Linked DNA regions of Mus musculus: region 2 is linked to region 1. The links are chromatin contacts, found by Hi-C or POLR2A ChIA-PET in ENCODE. All regions are on one chromosome and are shown on one strand. Each heading gives the region's core, a stretch centred on a gene start or an enhancer-like site at or near the end of the contact. The rest is flanking DNA. Distances are from core to core; before and after follow the strand shown. Region 1 has its middle 12 kb from the start of Gpr142. Region 2 holds the start of Gprc5c (G protein-coupled receptor, family C, group 5, member C).

Evidence for each region. Hi-C counts contacts between places; a loop is a spot of excess contacts on that map. ChIA-PET counts read pairs that join two places held with the same protein, here RNA polymerase II (POLR2A).
Region 2: a map of mouse trophoblast stem cell shows a loop between it and region 1 (2.4-fold over the local background). The contact joins the promoter of Gprc5c here to the enhancer-like site in region 1. A Hi-C loop is called at or near these places in 9 of 37 maps with a recorded cell type or tissue (Patski, heart, left cerebral cortex and 2 more). POLR2A ChIA-PET finds 5 or more read pairs at or near these places in 4 of 5 experiments (Patski and embryonic stem cell).

What each region holds. Positions count from the first base shown.
Region 1 is chr11:114,813,736-114,817,020 of GRCm38, reverse strand. No RefSeq gene overlaps it. Among named protein-coding and RNA genes, the nearest start is that of Gpr142, 12 kb to the right of the region's middle. Within about 2 kb of position 2,005, at least 1 of the 3 ENCODE cell types and tissues checked has a DNase peak (open chromatin) inside an H3K27ac peak, as active enhancers do.
Region 2 is chr11:114,849,425-114,853,252 of GRCm38, reverse strand. It overlaps Gprc5c (G protein-coupled receptor, family C, group 5, member C), which reads right to left and starts at 1,721. Exons shown (of 5, transcript NM_001110337.1): 1 at 1,367-1,721.

The DNA.
Region 1 (3,285 bases), core at 756-3,255:
TGCAAGTGCAAGTGTGTGCATGTGCATGGGTGAGCACATAAACATGCACACATGTGACTGTCAGTGCAGAAGCCAGGGGATGACCATGGATCTCATTTGTTCCTCAGGCATCAGCCATGTTTGCTGATTTTAATGGGTTGGTGAGGTGGCTCCGTGGGTGAAGTTGCCTACCCCACAAACTGACAATGTCAATTCAGTGCCTTGAACCCTCTTTGTAAGGACAGGAGAGAGCTGACTCCACAGAGTTGTCCTCTGAGCCCACGAGCAAGCTGTGACATTCACACGCTCCCTGAACAGATGTAAACTTTTTGTTTATTGTTAGCACGTATTTGAAGGATGTGGGAGCAAGTATGCATGCCCCAGCTTGTGTAGAACCCAGGTTGGTTCTCGCCTTTCACCTTATGTGGGTTTCAGGAATCAAACTAATGATGTCAGTGTTGTACCTTTACCCACTGAGCCATCCCTGGCTCCCCTCACCCCCTGTCTGTCTGTCTGTCTATCCATCCATCCATCCATCCTTCACTTTCTTTCCTCCTTTCTTTTCCTTCCTTCCTTCCTTCCTTCCTTCCTTCCTTTCTTCCTTCCTTCCTTTTTAATAAGGCCTGGGCTCCACCAAGCAGGGCAGTCTGACTGTCTGACTGGCCACAGAGACCCAGGGAGCTGCCTGTTTCTGCTTCCCTAGCACAGAGATTGCAGGAATAAGTCACCACACCCAGATTTTTCTAACCTGGATTCTGGGGACCAAACTGTGGCCCTTGCTCTTGCCAGTTGAGCTCCTCATCAACTGAGCTATCTCCCAGGCTCCCTTGTATTTGTTTCACAAATGATCTTAATAGGTAGTCCTAGCTAGACTGGAATTTTCTATACAGACCAGGCTGACCTCAAATTTCAGGTGACCCTGCCACCTCTACCTCAGCCTCACGAGGACTGGGATCACAGATGTGTGCTACCACACTATTAAAACTAGAGAAGCAATGCTCCCTCATCAGGGAAGCCAACAGAGACTCCATCCAGGCTGGGCCAGGCCTGGATTCATGGCTGATGATTCCTGGATCATTTCTGGATGGGCCCATTGCTCACCCTGGCAAATAAAATCTCTGCCTCCTAACGGTTACTCCCAGGTATCCTAGGGCCAGGGCCACTGGTCAGGGGAAAGCACCCCAGAGCAGTGGGGCATTGTCTGGATCTGCCTGCTGTGTTCCTTTCGCTCAGAAAGAGGAAGAAGAAAGCCATGGGGATGGTGATCAGCTAGCTGGACCAAGTCCTTTGTCCTGGTCTCTGAGGCTAAGATGTATCTTATATGTGGGTTCTGGGGAGGGATCCTCCTCGTGAGGTGAATAGCCAGCTGCCTCTGTACCTGGGGGCCCTGGGTGAATTTAGGTGGTCCATCAGTGTCCACACTGTCTACCTACAGGTCCACCTGGCAGTTAGGTCACGTAGGGCAGGACCCCTGGAGTACTCTCAGTGAAGGCCATAGAACTTCCTTCTCTGTCCCCATTGGCCACCATGACTTGGTTACTTCCCAAAGTGAAAGCATAGGTCTGAGAGTGTGGGCGCCCAGACCGGAAGAGACTCTCAAAACAGGTGTTCTGTATAATTCCAGTCCCCAGCCTGCGGTCTCAGCTGCCTTTCCCAGCAGCAGGAGCGCCCACAATCAGCCCAGGCCGGTCACATGCACTGCGGCATGCTTTGATGCTAGTCTTCTTTCCCACAATCCTTCCATGTCCCTGAGGAACCGGGTAAAGAGCAAGTGCTTCCCAATGAGACCCTGAGGGTCTGAGAGCCCAGCCTATGCTTGAAGCCAGCTCAGTACCTGGTAGTGCTAGCCTACCCTGCAGCATCTGGCTAGCCTCAATAGCACTTGGCCTGATCCCACCCTCTAGGAGGCGTGACAAGCCAGGACATCCTGGCTGGCATTCCTGTAATGCTCACCCTCCCTGGCCTGCTAAATATACATCAAGGAGGAATCTGGGAAGGAGCTACCACAGACAGGATTAAGTCTTCTACTGGCCAACGGCCATGGGGGCAGCTGGGCTGACTGGAAGGATCCCAGGGTTATTCGCAGAGAGGTCTCAAAAACAGCTGGGGAGATGGGGGTCCAGGCTCCTCACACCAGGGAAGGGAAATGGGGCCTTGGGGGTTGCAGAGTAGGCCAGGCCTGTAGGATGGAGACAAGATACACCTCATTGCCTCTCCTGCACCCAATGAAGGAAACTGAGTCAAAAAAACAGGTGGGGGCTCTACTAATCAACTATCCTAAACCAGTTATGCTAGACCCTTTGGTTTTATTTGGCTAATACTTCTACATCATAGTCTATCACTGAGGGAAGCTGAGGTGGGAACCTGAAACCTGGAGACAGGAACTAAAGCAGAGATCACCTAGGGCCTCTGCTCACTGACTTTTTCTCCATGGCTTGTTCAGCCTGCTTTCTTAAACAGCCCAGGACCATCTGCCTAGGGATGGACTGTCCAGAGTGGGTAAGCTCTCCCACACCAGCCATTCATCAAGAACATGACCCCACAGACTTGCCTACAGGTCAGTCAGATAGAGGCATTCTCTCAGTTGAGGTTTCCTCTTTCCAGATGACCCTAGCTTATGTCAAACTGACCCCCCCCACCCAAAAAAAAAGTTGATTTTTTTTCTGGCTCATATATATTTATCTATATATTTATTGTTATGTGAGACAGTGTGTCTTGTATCTCAGGCCAACTTTGAACTTGCTATGTAGCTGAGGCTAGCCTGGACTCCTCTTTTTCCTGTACCTTCCAAATGCTGGGATTATAGGCACAGGCTCATGTGCCACCATACCTGTCTCGTCATTTTTTTTCTTTTTTTTTTTTTTCGAGACAAGGTTTCTCTGTATAGCCTTGGCTGTCCTGGAACTCACTTTGTAGACCAGGCTGGCCTTCAACTCAGAAATCCACCTGCCTCTGCCTCCCAAGGGCTGGGATTAAAGGTGTGTGCCACCACTCCTGGCTCTGTCTCGTCATTTTTAATTCAGTGCTGGGCAGGCACTCTACTGACTTGGCTAAATCTTGAGTTTGGTCTGTCTGTCCATCTGTCCATCTGTCTGTCTTATCTATCTATCTATTGTCTGAGCCAAGGCCTTTGTGTATTGTTCAAACTGGCTTCAAACTCATTCCATAGCCCATGCAGTTCTCAAACTCTGTCTCAGACCACCCCCCCACCCCCCCCACCCCCCACCCCCGTCACCATCTCCAGCCTTCTAGGCTCTTTGAATAGAATCTGGGGACTCCGGGGAGAGGTCTCAGTCAGAGGGGATG
Region 2 (3,828 bases), core at 472-2,971, 37 kb before region 1:
CCTTTCTGGACAAGTCAGTCCTATTGTCTCAGCCCTCTGGCCCTCTAAGCAGTAGGCTGGTCTACGAACCCGGTAAGAACGGACCTGGAGAGATGCTAAGGCACGGGAGGACCCACAGCCCGTTTACTGTCCTCCCTTTCACTGGACCAAAATACCCCAGCACGCCGAGTCTTAGATCTTCTAAGCAATCAAGGGTCTGCTCTCCGCTTGGAATGTGCCCCACCCCCATCGCCAGCAGCACTCCCTCCCAGCCACAGAACAGACCTTGTTGGGGGGATGGGGTTCTCCAGGAGCACAAAGCCACGCTTCTATATATTCTCGTGTCTGTACTTCAGAATCAAGATCGTGAAATCTTAAGGAATGATTTAGAACTTTGTAAGTGCAAACGTGTGGGCGCGAAGTAGAAACGGAAAGCGCTCTGGAAAAACCAGGGGTGAATAAGGGGTGGGACCCAGAACATAGGCCTCTACACGGAGAAGCGCCGTAGGCCTCTGAAATTCCAAACTTCCCGCGGAGAGATCCTGAGCCTTCACCTCCCTATTCCAACTGGACTGTGTCAACACTCTACGCCCCTGAAAGTTCGAACCGAAAGAGCAAAGGACCAGGCTCTCTGTCCCTAATCCCTCTGGTCACAGAAACCTGCCCTCCCCACGCACTGCCGCGAAATAAGGAAAGGAAGCCAACCTACAGTCACAGTCGACCGTAGCCTCCCACTACGAGAGTGGATAGAGGAACAGCTCTCCGACACTAAGATCCCTTGCGGAACACCCCCGGCCGCAGAACCTGGCTTCCCCGAGCCATTAAATCCCCAGCTGGCTCGGGTTTGGAAACTTTCTGCGAACTTGTAGAGTGGGTGCATCGTCACCCACCCCTTGGGTTTTCACCGGGGGCCTCGGCCCTCTCCCTTTCCCAGCCAGCTGGACCCAGCCCTTCCTGCGGGCCGATGGCTAGGGCGGAGCGCCGAGGCAGCAGCCCTTACCTGGGACGCGCAGCCAGCCCGCTCCGGCGCCGCGCTCAGAGCCAACTTCGGCCCCAGGCAGGGCGCCGGCGGGCGTAGGAGGGACTCAAAGCAGGGCGCGGGGCCAGAGCCCGTTCAGGCGGGGGGTGACCAGGCCTGAGCAAAGGTGCGGGGGCCTGCCTCCCAGGGACCCCCGACTGAGCACTGAGCTAAGCGCGCTCAGTGGCTCGCTCTCCCGCCCGCCTCCCCAGGCACAGTGCTCCCCTCTCTCGGCCAGGGTGGGCCGGGCTGCATCACCGTGACATCACCTCCATTCCCGGCGCTCCTCCGGGGCCAGCAGCGCTCCAGGTACGAGCAATCCTAATCCCCAGTAACAAAGCGCGCCCGGCCCTGCCCCCTCCGACTCACCTCCAGGCTCGGCCGACGCGCACTTTCGGGTTGGGAAAGGCGATCGGAGTTTCTGGCCAAACTGACTAGTGGGTTGTTGCTGTTTACTGCCACGCCCCCGCACGCGGGCGCGCGCGCACTTGCGCGTACTCACTTTCTGGATTCGCCTTTCTCTCCCGAAAGAGGTTCGGGGTGCAGCTCAGTACACCCCTAGGCTGCATCTCCCAGCGATCGCACGCACCCACAGACTCACGGTGGCCACCTTGGCGCGTCTACCCGTGACAGACACCCAACCTTTGTCACTTTCGTCCTGGCTTTCCCATGAGACACATGCCTGGCACAGTTCGCTGCTCCGGGCTGGAGCGAGGAACACACTAGGACACAAAGTCCGTCTTTGTCACGGCTCCGCGCCCCCTCCCCTAGCGAGCTTGCACACGTGGACACAGCGCACACGGAGCGTCCTCCTCTTTCGTGCGTGATCCTTCCCGAAGAGCCCAGTCTCCAAGATCACGAGGGAATGTCACGGCGCACGTCCCTAAATCTGTGGACTGAGTCCAGAACCCCTGCGGGCTGTTGGCCGGAGTCTTTGTCGGCCTGACTACCCCACGCCCGAGTTTCTTACAACGCGGGCTCCCCTCCCCGCGTCCCGGTTCCCTGTGGTGACCTGTCCTAATTAGCCTCTCAGTTTTGTTCCCGAGGTAGTGTTTAACAGGATCCCTGTGGTCTGTGCGCTCCTGGCCACGTTGTTGCTGACTCTAAGTCCAGCCTCTCCCGAAGTCTGAAGACCTTTCCACGAATTCAGATTCCCCTGAACCACACCCCCACTCCCTGCCCGGGCGGATCCACCCTTTCTCCTCCAGCCCCGGGAATCTGCTGAAAAGAAACCGCAGAAATAGGGAAGCGAATCCCAGCTGAGGCCTATCTGGCCCAGTAAACAAGAGATTTTTTTCTTTCCGGCCACTTTCTCTGGGGACCTGGGATCCCGCGGGAGTGAGTTGTGCTGTCTTTGGAGCACTGAGTGGGTCTGGTTGCATTGCGCTGTATCCCCGTAGGGGACAAGTCGCAAGAGCAAGGGAGAGGTTGTTGGGCCTGACAGGGGCCTTGGGGACTCTGGGGGAGGGCAGGGAGTCGGGTCTCAGGGTGCGGGTTCTCGCGACGCCGAGTTGCCTGGGGGATCGCCAGGAGCGCGGTCGGAGCCAGCCGGTGGCTGGGCAGGCTGCAGGGCGTGTTTGCTCAATCCTGGGCTCCCGCGAGGAGGGGGGGGGGGCGGGGGGGCGGGAGGGGGGAGGCAGCTGGTCACAGGCGAGGGGATAGCCAGGTGGAGGAGGTCAGGGAGCTAGTGACCCGTACCTCCCCGACTGGCTGTGTGTTTGAGTACCTCCATCTATGACAACCTGGAGTCTAAACTCAATGAATCACCCGGAGTTGCCGGAGCGATAAAACCTTCGGCCGGTTCCTCCTCACCGCTCTGTTCTTTTCTGACTCTAGGAGGAATGTTTATTTAAGGGGGGTGTGGGGGGGAGAAGCCTGTGGGGCCCAGACTTTCTAGAACCCTGAATCCTTTCCTGTGCCCTGTAGTTTCTGTCAGGTCTGGGGAATGTGGCAAAGCTCGAACTATTTCAGTGGGTGGCTGCTGTGGGGGTACCCGCTCCCATTCCTAAATCCACCTCCCAACCCAAGGTTAGAGATCTAAGGCTCAGGTGTCAAGGCTTGAATGGAGCAGGCAGTTAGTGCCCACGCTAGCTAGAAAGGCAAACAGACTGGTTAGACCTAAGTGAACGGTGAAAGTCTCCCTGGCCTCTGCCTGGTTTTCATTAACTAGGTGACCAATGCCTAACTCTGCTGAGGGCTTTTTGGCATCTGTGAAAAGCCAGCTTGGGGGGGGGGGGGGCTGGGGGGGTGAGTGTCAAGACCCTGCAAAGGATCTCAATTTTCTGTCTTCTCTTTTCCCTACAGTCTCCAAAACTATATGACTGGTTTGCCCTGCTTGGCTCACACCTGTAGCTCTAGCCCTTGGGGAGAAGAGGCAGGCTGGACTACATAAGATTCTGTCTCCAAACAAAACCACACTCTTAGCCCCTGCTTCCCACCGGGCAGGGTTATCTATCCGGCCTGGTCACACACTGAGAGTCACTTAAAAGGGACTGTCCCACTGGGGCTGAGCCCTGCCCTCAGCTAGCCTTGTGAGGCAGCTGGTCTTAGAAAGGAGGCCAGTATCTGAGAACTCTTAGCTCTTCCCTGTTCTCTAAGGCCCCCTTCTTGTAACAAAATCTGCCTTCAAAGGACAAAGCAAGTCCCTGGGGCAGATGGCTCCCACCTCTGCTTCTCCCAGATCCCTGCTCTGCTCTGCTTAGGTCTTTGGAGAAAGAGTTGGGGACCAACAGAGGAACGTTCTATGGACCTTCTCTGACTCCAGCCACAGGAACATCTATGATCCCTAGTGCCTCTCACCCTGATTGAACCCAACATTGCTCTAGCTGCTC